Regions from separate parts of the Homo sapiens genome. Here region 2 is linked to region 1. Evidence: chromatin contacts called from ENCODE Hi-C data. All regions are on one chromosome and are shown on one strand. The core of a region is the stretch at or near the end of the contact, and the rest is flanking DNA. Distances in the headings are between cores, read along the strand shown. Region 1 holds the start of SFSWAP (splicing factor SWAP). Region 2 holds the start of ZNF10 (zinc finger protein 10).

Region 1 (5,921 bases), core at 2,027-4,526:
TCCATTTTCAAGTATCACCAGTCCCAGTATCATATGAATAAATTGGGAAAGATCAAGGAATCATGGATCATATACTCCAGGAGAATTTTTTACCTCCAAGAAAATTTCTGGGGGCTTTCCTTTGAAACCTTTCACTGTTGCTCTGAACTCAAAAGATTTCTGAACAAGGCATAACAGTGATTAAAGAAGCAGACTTATTAATCTGAGGGCCTAACTATATAAGGCATTTGTTTAGCTTTCTTTTTGTCTTTGGGGTAGGAAGGTAACTGAGATAAGAAGTTAGGAGATTCTGAGTAGGCAGAGAAGGATAGAAAGATAGAATGTACAGTGAGTTCAATACATCAAAATACAATTTTTTTTCTCATAAATTAGCTGCTTAAGTTTTTCATTTGCTTTTTGTAAGAAGTCATTTAGAAAGGCAATTTTTGGTTCATTTAACCTTTTAGAAGCCTCTGCATGTCAATCAAAATACATCCTTTTGTTTCTGAGGTGTTTTTTGTCCTTTCTTAATATTTTATTTTATTCCTTTCAGACCTAGTCCTGCAAATATCCTTTCTTTTCTAATGTCTTGCAAGTGAACAATTTTATCTAGGTTAAAACTTCCTCACTTTGACCACTGTTAACTCTTAGATTACCTTTGGTAGGTTCACCCATTTCTCTGGAAAAGTGCAGACTCTGGGTTCATAGGTTCTTATACATGAAATTGGCTGGAGTTCCAGGTGGAGGAGTTTCAGACTCCTTGGATCCAAATGAAGGCATCATTCCCTGTATTCTCATACCCTTTCCTACCATAAGCCTCCTACTGGACTCAGTCCTGCTCCCATAGGCCTTGTACTGGATCCAGTCCCAGTTTCTGTTGTAACTTCTGGACCCAGCTCAGATCAAAAATGCTCAAATAAACTTTAAGAATTTGACACAAGTTGTAGAGTTTGTATCCAAGCAGGGCCTACAAGTGGCGGCCTCCAAATGTGCAGTGAGAAGCCCTGAGCACAAATGGCTCAGTGTGTGAAGCAGGCCCACGGGCACTGGTTACCAACCTGTTCTGAATTCTCATAAGCAACAATTTACATGTAGTGCATTTATTACCTATAGACAGGTGGTAGGAGACGAAGACTAGGACTCACTGTGAGCCAATCCCCCCAAAGCTCAGAAAGTTGCCCAGGTGGATGAAATCTCTACTGCGTATTCCTCACTTACACCACAGATAAGAGATCCCGAAGAGCAGCCCACCCAGATTACATACCACATGTCACATGAATCACTGGGCTAAAGTGTTGAAGGACCTTCTATTTCTAGGGGAGAACTGGAACAGAGCCTGGGCTACTTCAGCCAGTCCCTCCCTATCTCAGGATGTTGCATCCCAGCTCGTTATGCAGTTACTCTTGAAAACTACAAAGGAAAAGGAGGGAGAAGTGGGTAGGCCCAAGGCTATACAGAGAACTGTCCTGCACAATGAAGCACCTGCATCTGTTTAGTCACTGTTCCCAGAGGTCATCATTGAGGGAATAGGGGGGCCTTCAGATCCCATTTCTGACACCAGAACTGTTAAAAGAGAAACTTTACACAAAACAAATTCGAGTTTATTCGAGCAAGAAAACAATTCATGAATCAGGCAGCATGCAGAAGCAGAAGAGGTTCAGAGAGTTCCACTCAGCAGCATGAGCAGCAAGCTTTTATAGACCCAACACGGAAGCAGAAAAATTACTTGATTGGGTTTTGGTTTGCTTGCATAGGAGCTGGTGTTACAGAGTTGATCTCAAGCTAATGGCCTCCTTATTTGCTTTAGCACCCCACACCTGAACCCAAGGGAAAGCTTGAAGGGAGCCCAGCACCGAAACAAACTAGTAAATGCCTGGGGGCAAACAACAGTGTTTTTATCAAGTAACCATGACACATACATCTTCCTCAGCAGTGGCAGAGCAGTCTTGTAGAGTTAGATAGGAAGATGATGGCCTGGCCACGCATGCTCAGCTGCTGGCCCGGCTCATTCTACAGGTATTAACCAGTATTTGGCCCACAGTGTGCTAAGCACCATTCTAGGTGCTGAGGATGCTAAGGTGACCCCAACAATGTCCCTGATCTCTTAAAGCTAATTCTGGTGGGATGCTGAACACAGGATGTAACCTAAGGTGGTGATGAGAGGTACACAGACAAATCGGAAGGCACAAGTTAGCCACCAGTGAGGGGAAACTCCAGACAACGTAGACACATAAGGCCAGGTGGAGAAATGGATGACTGAGTTAAACTTGGGTAAGGAGCCTGGCAAATGAAGACAGAAGCATGACCCAGTCAGGGGAAACCACAACAAAAGACGTTTGGTGGGAACTGCCTGTTTCTTAATTTCCAAAAATCAGTTAAAGGTTCATATACATTATCTCATTTCAACATCACTGGTAGAAAGATTCCATTTTTATGGAGAGGGGATCTGAGGCCCAGAAAGGAGACGATCTGTCATCGTTTTCCACTCAAGGGCAAACATGGGGATATCCCATCCCATCCCAAAGCCTAAGATTTTGCACTCCAGGCCCTTTGTCTGACCTGAAATTACTGAGCTAAAAGGGACCGAAAGATCCTAATGGAACCACCGATGGGAAAACTGCGGCCCAGGAGGAAACACACCAAGCAAAATTGCACCGTATCCAGGTGGCCAGTCTCCAGACTGGGGTCTCCCTGCCCCGCCAGACCATCTCCCGGCGACAAGGGTCTCAGGTTTCCGAAATCTCGCCACCCGCGAGTGATTTGCAGCGCAGGGGCCTCTGCTGCCTCGGAAACCTTCAAAGGTGGGCGGGTCGGGGACCAAGTCCCCCTAGGGATGGAGAAGGAAACGGGGCCAAGGAAAAGGACATCGCCACCCTGGGCAGAGCACGCACGGCCCCAGCGACTCGGACATGGTGAGGGGCGCGGAGGCTCGGGGTGGACCCGAGGCCTCCACACATGTGGCAGGCTGCAGCAACCCGCCACCCACGAGGACTCGCCCAAGGCCCAGAGCGCGCCGGGCCCCTCCCTCCGACTCCGTCGCCGCCCGACTGGCCGCAGCGGAAGCCGGCGCGCGATCCCACGCTGCGCTTTCGCCACGTCCTGACGGCTGCCCGATAAAACGGACATTAAAATTGCACTTTCCACTGAATACAGCAGCGCCTATTGTGGCGGCACACCTGAATGCGAAAATTAAAGCCAAAATATTTCCTAGCGGCTAAAAGAGCTCCAAGCCTAGGCGAATCTGCCGGTCCGCTCGCCGGAAATGCGGGCTCTCCTGCCGGAAGCTGCCCCTCCACCATTTTGTGGCCCGCTATGGCGGCGGTGTTGAGGTTGGGTACGGGATGCGGGGTCTTTGACTGAAGGGGTAGGCCAAGTGGAGGTATCAGGGACGTCGCGCGGCACAGAAGAGGACCAGCCTGGACGCCGGGGACGCTGTCATGTACGGCGCGAGCGGGGGCCGCGCCAAACCCGAGAGGAAAAGCGGCGCGAAGGAGGAGGCCGGGCCAGGCGGTGCCGGCGGTGGGGGCAGCCGAGTGGAGCTCTTGGTTTTCGGCTATGCCTGCAAGCTGTTCCGGGACGACGAGCGGGCCCTGGCTCAGGAACAGGGACAGCACCTCATCCCCTGGATGGGGGACCACAAGATCCTCATCGACAGGTCGGTTCCTCTCCCCACCCGTCGATCCTTCCCTTCCCTCACCCGCTTGATCTCGTCTGATGTTGACTTGACTGCAAGGACTGCAGAGAGTTTTCTGGAGCCAGCGGGGATCTGGGGGACACCCCCTCCCCTGTCCCCACCTCCTCCTGGTGTTCTGGTGGGGAGGGGGACGGTGAAACCTGCCCTAAGGCACTGGCTGGAATTGCGTGCCGCGTCCGTCTCCGGAGGGATCGTCTCTGGTCCCGCAGCCCCTCTCGACCCCTCACCCTGTCGCTGGGCTGCAGTTGGCGATTCCGCGCGGTGAAAGCAGCCAGTGCCCAGGGTCTTTTCCTGAGTGCACCTGGGCCTGCCGCCCGGCGATGCCATGGGGTCGTGCGCTGCTTTTCTACTTGCCGCGCTCTCACTGCTCGGTGTACTGGGAGGGTACCCTGGGAGGCGTGCCTTTATTCTTCCGAACCGCCGCTCACTGAGACAGTGGCTAGAAGTGTCTCTTGGACCTGTGAGTTAGCCTTAACCTGTTATGCCCCCAGAGCCCTCAGTGGAGCGCCCGTACTTTGCCGGCATGACGTTTGATTTCCCGGTGATAATCCGACGAGTTTGACAGATTGAGGTAGTGAGCAAAGTTGCCCGTCAGTTGGTGGCCACTTGACTTCGTGCGGACCCTGGCCTTGCTCTTGGAAGAGATAGTGTTCTTAGGGCTGGTTTCACTGTCTCTTAAGACTGAAGGGTGGAGCTGGGATATAGATGTGTTGTTTCTTTTCAAATCAAACCTGCTTTAGGTCGTCACTCGAGGGTGTCTAGCGATTATGGGCAGTGGGGGCCTGGGATTAGGGATTTCTAAAGGCGTTTGATTTGAAAAGGATAACATTACATGATGTAGGTGGTTTGCTCCCCTCTTTCTTCCCATTTTTTCAATCCCCCTTCCCCTCGTCTCTGGGTTTTGGGGTTGTTGTGGGGTGGTTTTTTTTCTTTTTTGCCTGTTCGGCTACTTCTGGGGCCCGGACTGAAAAGCTAACCATGACCAACCATTAAACTGTGGAATAGTCTCTCCACGTGAAGAAAGCCCATCGTTTGAGACCATTAAAACTGGATTCTTCATAGCCCTGGAGCATGACTGTAGGGATGACCTCTGAGCTGGCCAGAATGGACACATTAATGACCAAATAGGCCTTTTTCCATCCCTGACGTTTCCTTTTGGAATTAGAGCTCGAAAACGAGAACTGGTGAAGGGAGGGCCGCGGAATCAGATCATGTCTGGATCTGATGGCTCCGTGCTGTGCTCAAGCGTGCTGTGCCTTCACACCATGGTTTATATTGAATGTGTCGCCTGAGTTGTCAGGCTTGCTTTTCCAAAGTGTCACTTGTGTTATTTATCATTAAAGTTTGGTAAGCAATGAAGTCTGAGCTCTTTGTACAGTTTTCCTATCATTCTGTACATGATTTGAGTTAGGTCTTCCAAAACTGGTGGGGAGCAAACGCCGCACATGTACATGTATAATATTTTTAATAATAATCTACATTTGTAAGTTAAGGAGGTTTACATCAAAATCCAATTAATTTTGAAATTTAATGAAATGCAGTAACTTGACTACCTTGGAATTTTGGGCCTTTTTCCTGTAAATGTCTTTTTTGGTCTACATTAATATTTTTGGTTCCCATTACAAAAGTCAGCATTAAAAAAATAAGCAGACTTTTGTTTGTTTCTCTACATTTGTTTTTGAAACCCTAAACCTGAGTGTTTTAAGTAAAGTTCACTAACTCATTCATTTATTATCTGACAGTTACACGTTGACAGCATCCTCATTGAATCCTTTATGTTAAAAGCATAGCAGAAAGTGCTCCCATTACTTATTTGGCCAAACTACTGTTTGGTCCATGCAAGAGAAACATGGAAGTGTCTTCATGTATGTTATTTCCTTGAGGGTATAAAGTTCAGAAGGAAATATTGATACCATATCTTCTAATAGTTTTGCTCTGTTCCCAGTGAACCTCCTTAAACTGCATGTATATGTCACTGTTCCAATGTATGTGTGTCTCTCTATCACGTAACCCAGCACTTATTTCCTCAGCCAAGTGGCTAGGGGGCGAGCCTAGCCAAGATTTTACCTCCAATGGACGCAAGTTTCTTTGGTGAAGATCTCTCCTGAGAGTTCGGGACTAGCAGAAAGAAGCGAGGAAATTTCGACCGTTTGGTTCTTACGGATAGGTATTTATGTATTTGGTTTGTGTGAATGTAAGCTATGATATTTAACTTTTCAGAAAAAAATAATAATTTTTTGCAAGTGGC
Region 2 (5,921 bases), core at 941-3,440, 1.4 Mb after region 1:
GCCTGGGCAACACCGTGAAACCCCGTCTCTACTAAAAAATACAAAAAATTAACCGGGCATGGCAGTGTGCGCCTGTGATCCCAGCTATTCCAGAGGCTGAGGCAGGAGAATGGCTTGAACCCGGGATGTGGAAGTTGCAGTGAGCAGAGATCCTGCCATTGCATTCCCGCCTGGGCGAGAGAGAGAGACTCTGTCTCAAAAACAAACAAACAAACAAAAACAAAAATTAGCTGGATTAGCCGGGCGTGGTGGGGCCTGAGGCAGGAGAATCGCTTGAATCCGGGTGGTAGAGGCTACAGTGAGCCGAGATCACGCCACTGCACTCCAGCCTGGAGACAGAGTGAAACTCTGTCTCGAAAAAAAAAAAAAAGTAGAAAAACAGAGACAAAGTAAAAGAAAAATTTAAAAATTAAGAGCAAAACTTACTGTAATAGGACCCCCCTCCCCAAAAAAGACCAAAACAAAACAACAAAAAAACCAAAACCAAATCTACATTTTTGAAAAGACTATGTACACATATACCTTATAGGAGTAATCAAGAAAAAAAGGCCTAGATAATTAGGTTCAAAAAAGAAAAAAATAACAATTACAGCAGTAAAATATTAAAAAGTGGTGATTTTAAAAATCACCATAGAAATTACTTACAGTGATAAAATAGCATGGGCAATTTTATGCCAATAAATTTGAAAAATTAGATTAAAAACAATTATCTAGGAAAGGTATCTAAAACAGAATACGAACTAAAAAACCTAATCAATGAGACTTTTTAAAAAATTGAGTCAGGGCCGGGTGCGGTGGCTCACGCTTGTAATCTCAGCGCTTTGGGAGGCCGAGGCAGGCTGATCACCTGAGGTCGGGAGTTCCAGACCAGCCTGACCAACATGGAGAAACCCCATCTCCACTAAAAATACAGAATTAGCTGGGCGTGGTGGCTCATGTCTGTAATCCCGGCAACTCACAAGACTGAGGCAGAAGAATCACTTGAACCCGGGAGGCGGAGGTTGCTGTGAGCCAAGATGGCGCCATTGCACTCCAGCCTGGGCAACAAAGAGCGAAACTCTGTCTCAAAAAAAAAAAAAAAAAAAATTGAGTCAGAAGTTAAATGCGTACTAAATATTTTAAGACCAAATAGCACCAAACTTTTGGAGGCGGGCGGGGGGCGGTGAGGGGTGGTGACCTGTTTTACAGAATAGAAGAGAGACTGTGCTGTCCAAATTATTCATGAAGCTTGTAAAATCTTGTTAGTATAACGGGCAAGGATAGTACACAAAAAGATTAAAACACAATCTTGTGAGCATAGGTGAAGTCAAAGGGAAACAGCCAATTGAATACACCAGAGTATTAAAGAAATAAAACCATATCGCATTCAACCACAGTATAAGGCAATAGGTGAAAAAAACGATGGCTGTGATTCAACTCATTACTAGGTTTAGAGATTCAAGAGAGGCTGCTGGACAGAGGCGTGCACCCTTTAGCCCTCCCGTGTTGCTTAGAGAAGGAGGCAAACGCGCATCCCCGGCCCCCCAGCGCTCCCTGCGTGGCACCCGCAGCCAGCCCGGGACCCCTCCGCCCCGCGCGCCCCTGGTCCCCACTCGCTCCCCGCGCTCCACTCGCACCCGGTAAGTAGCCCCTCCTCCCTCAAGGGCCTCTCCCACCGCCGCCTCCCGGGCAGGCTCCCTGCTGCTCAGACTCCCGTGAGGCGATCCCTGCACGCAGGAGAACTCAGCGGGCCAGGCTGATCCCACGAGGGACTTGTCCCGGGTGAACGAGCCACAGGCCCGCATGCTCACCCGTCCTCAGTGCCTGCCTCCAGGCGTCCGCGGTCCCGCCCGAGGGGGACGCGAGGCCGAACTACGTTTCCCAGGAGCTCCTGCGCCGCCCCGCAGAGGGGCCTGGTCTGTGCGTCACGGACGCGCTCTGGGCCGAAGGCCCGCAGGGTCCGGCACAGAGTGGCGGCTGCGGCGCCGGCGACGAATCGCCGGCTCTAGGGTCCCGGGGCGCGCGGCTGACGGGCTGGGGGCGGAGCGTGGCCTGAACGCCAGGCTGGGGCGCGTGCGTAACGGTGTGTGTTGTGGGTGCGTGTGCGTGCGTTCGCAGCAGGGGCGGGCGTAGGACCAATGGGGGCGGGGCGCGTGCGCGTGCGTGACGTCAGGCCACGGGGAGGTGGCGCCGCCGTGCCGAGCCGGCCTCAGACTCACCTCTGACGCCGCTCTTCGCGCTCCGCTGGTGAATGGAGTCGCGTTCTCTGTTTTGCTGTTGCTGCTGCCTTTGTGACGGGATCGCTTTCTCCCATCGAACCTTCTAGTTGCTTATTGCAGGTATATACGAAAGTGCTGAATTTTGTGTTTGCATCGTCATCAGGCGCGTGTTGAGCCCTTTAGTAATGTAGCAGTGTATTAGCTTCGTATTTCTAGGTAGACGGTAATTTCGTCAATGAAAAAATTTAACGGTGATCGTCACCCCTTGCCTCAGTCACTTTCTGTCCCTCGCGCGGCCCCGGCGTTCACGGCGGACGTTCTTGTTCTGTGGAGAATAACGGCTGCACCTGGAGATTGACGCAGAGTGGGCGGCGGTGGTGGTAAGTTTGAACCAGATATTTTCAGTAATACAAAATAAGGTTTCTTCTAGTCTAACTTCCATTTTTCCCCCCAGCTGGGATAGATGTTTAAAATTTTGCATATGGCCTTTCTAGTATTTGTTGAAATAGTGACGCCGATTCGTGTGTGGTCTTTTAAAAACAAATCCTGCATCTCTAGCTCTTAGCTTCCTCATCTTTGTTTTGTTTTTTAATCAGATAGATTAACTGAAGGCGTGTTTGTGTGGTTAATCTATTTTTTTTATTTTCAGAGACAGATCATAAGTTTAATTACTATATTTTTATTTTCCCTTGACACTAGATATATATACGCCATCTAACACATAATATGAGTGTCAAAGATAAGGTTAACATCAAGATTTCGTACGTAGATCCCACCCAAAGTGTATGCAGAAGGTGAACAATTTCAATTCCAGCTATACATTAATTGCAGAAAGATACTGTTAATTAAAAAAAAAAAAGTAAAAGGGAAGGCAGGATGTCACCCAGAATGCCAGCCAACAAGTGTTATTAGGTTAGAAATGACTGCAGTTAGGTCTCCGAGAACTGGATAGCACAAATCCTCCCTACCCTTTTGAAAATTACCTCCACACTAACTTTTCTCTTGTGACATAACTAATCTCTTCTGTTTTACTAAAATTGTCCCCCATCTTCCAAAGCCTCTTGGATGGTAAGTTGCACACGCTCCTGCCTCTTTTTGAAAGTTACATTTGTTTTTTGATTACTTCTCTCAGCATGCATTTCTTTAGCTCTTAGTATATGCTAGTCACAAGGGCAGAGATTTGAGATACACATCATAAATTAAATGAGAATTTCTGCTTATCAGTATTTTATATAAGCACTGTCTGGAAATTCTACTTAGGACAATATTTAAGTAGATATGAGGCTTACCTTCTGGAAAAGAGATTACAAAATTATCCTTGTTAATTAATTAACTAATTAAGTCCCCAAAATGAGAAGAGATTCAATTACTATCAATAATTTGTAGTAAAGTGACTGAAAAGGAAATATATAAGCTAATAGATTGATTGCCGTCCTCAACAAGTTAGCACATACTTTTATTTTTAAAAAGTCTTCACAATAGGAAGAAAATAATTTTAGCTAGAAATATATGTGAACTATATGAGAAAAACTTCAAAACCTTACTAGGCAATTCTTACTAGAAGAATAAAGGATGAGTAAGAATAAAAACAGTTCTGTTTATAGATTATATTCAATTGTCAAGAAAATCTGAGAATTTTTTTTTTTTTTTTTGAGATAGAGTTTTGTTCTTGTTGCCCATGCTGGAGTGCAATGGCTCGATCTTGGCTCACTGCAACCTCTGCCTCCTGGGTTCAAGCAATTCTCCTGCCTCAACCTCCCTAGTAGCTGGGATTACAGGCGCCAGCCACCATGCCCAGCTAATTAACATATGCCAGTCACAAGGGCAGAGATTTGAGATACACATCTTAAATTAACAAGAGCAACAAGAGCGAAACTCCGTCTCAAAAAAAAAGTATTTTAAGGAAAAAGAAATTTCTTATTGTTAATATCTCTGTTGTGCCTACAAGAGACTCTTTTACTTTCATCAGCAGTACTCTTTCTAGCATGTCTCATGTCAGCCAGGGCTTTTAATTCTTCTGGCTATGAAGCAAGGTTGGGACAAGATATGATATAGGCCACCTTTGTCTGTGTATGTGCCTCTTTGACTCGTAATGAACATCCAAGAGCATTATTTTTTCCTCTTTCCACACAATATCTCCTTGCTGACTGATCCTAACATTTCCTGTTCAAAATTTTATTATGAAGAATTTTGAGCATACAGCTAAATTAAAAGAAGTTTACAGTGAATACTTATAAACCTTCCCATCTAGACTCTACCATTAATATTTTACTGTACCTAATTTTAACACATACCCATCTGTCCCTCTTTTTATCCATCAGTTCATTGTATTTTTAAATTTTTTTCAAAGTAAATTGACATGGGTACGTATTCCTTAAAAATTTCAGAATACGTATGTATTATTAATTAGAATTCTATATTTGTTTAGATTTTTCTTTAGATGTAAAATTTACATAACATGAAAAGCGCAAATCTTAAGTGTACATTTGCTGAGTTTTGACAGATGCAGGATCTTTGCCTTTTGTATCTTTAAGTATATCTTTGCCATGTCTATTGGTTACCGAGTTTTAACTTTGTGGCTGCTGGGTCCTTTTTGCTGATCATACCTTGCCCTTTGCTGAAGCAAATACTGGTAAACCTATTCAGAACTTGAAGAGACCCTGTTCTCTTTATTAATGAACATGTACTCCATGTCCCCAAGTGAAATGCGGTTCCTGACGAGGTTGTACCTGTCAATGTGAGTGCTGGTTAAGTATAGTCACATGTCAGAGTGAATGAATATGAAGTGCTAAGCACTTTGCTAGCCTCTTCCCAGGATTTAGAATGAGATTGTCCTAATTCTTAAGTGGTTCACTATCTCATAAGGGAGACAGACAAATCTTGGTACCGTAAGGCAGCGTTGAAGTGCTGGAATAGGGCATGGGCAGAGTCCTTCATGTTTACGGATGATAGAACCACTGATCCTCTCTGAGATAGTGGGAAGGCGTCACAGCATAGATGGCATTAAAGTGATCCTTAGAGAATATGGGGCAAGTGTAGTGGGAGTTAAGTTGAAAAGGGTCCAGAACGTTGTTGTGAAACTTGTACGCTAAGTGTTTGATTGGAGCTGTGCTTTGGAACTGCGTGTGCCTCAAATAGTAACTTTCATAGCCTTCTTGCCGATACTTGGAGCTTCTTTTCAGCCCATCTCTGCCCTTGTGGCAGCCAAAATAATGGCTCCCCAGAGATATCCCCAGCACCTGGGAATATTTTACCTTATACTGCAAAATAAAATTTGCAGTTGTGATTCAATGAAGGATCTCAAGATGGGGAGAGATTATCCTGGATTATTTCAGTGGGCTTAGTGTAATAACAGGGGTCCTTAAAAGTAAAAGAGCTGGGTGGCCGGGCACGGTGGCTCACGCCTGTAATCCCAGCACTTTGGGAGGCCAAGGTGGGGAGATCACCTGAGGTCAGGAGTTCGAGACCAGCCTGGCCAACTTGGTGAAACCCTGTCGCTACTAAAAATACAAAAAAAAAAAAAAAAAAATTAGCTGAGTGTGGTGGTGGGCGCCTGTAATCCCAGCTATATGGGAGGCTGTGGCAGGAGAATCACTTGAACCCAAGAGGCGGCGGTTGCAATGAGCCGAGATTGCTTCACTGCACTCCAGCCTGGGCAACAGAGCAAGACTCCCTCTCAAAAAAAAAAAGTAAAAGGGGGATAAGAAGGTTAGCAATCAGGGA

The links. Hi-C counts contacts between places; a loop is a spot of excess contacts on that map. Pooled maps may share reads with other maps.
Region 2: a loop to region 1 is called in a pooled map, with 30 times the contacts of the local background. The contact joins the promoter of ZNF10 here to the promoter of SFSWAP in region 1. A Hi-C loop is called at or near these places in 2 of 50 pooled maps.

The regions. Positions count from the first base shown.
Region 1 is chr12:131,707,814-131,713,734 of GRCh38, forward strand. It overlaps SFSWAP (splicing factor SWAP), which reads left to right and starts at 3,277. Exons shown (of 18, transcript NM_004592.4): 1 at 3,277-3,634. The coding sequence starts at 3,417. RefSeq lists enhancers at 2,832-2,921, 3,062-3,351, 3,442-3,511.
Region 2 is chr12:133,128,437-133,134,357 of GRCh38, forward strand. It overlaps ZNF10 (zinc finger protein 10), which reads left to right and starts at 2,191. Exons shown (of 5, transcript NM_015394.5): 1 at 2,191-2,318. ZNF891 (zinc finger protein 891) reads right to left here and starts at 1,838. Exons shown (of 2, transcript NM_001277291.2): 1 at 1,791-1,838. RefSeq lists silencers at 1,454-1,633, 2,004-2,243 and enhancers at 2,294-2,573, 3,656-3,825.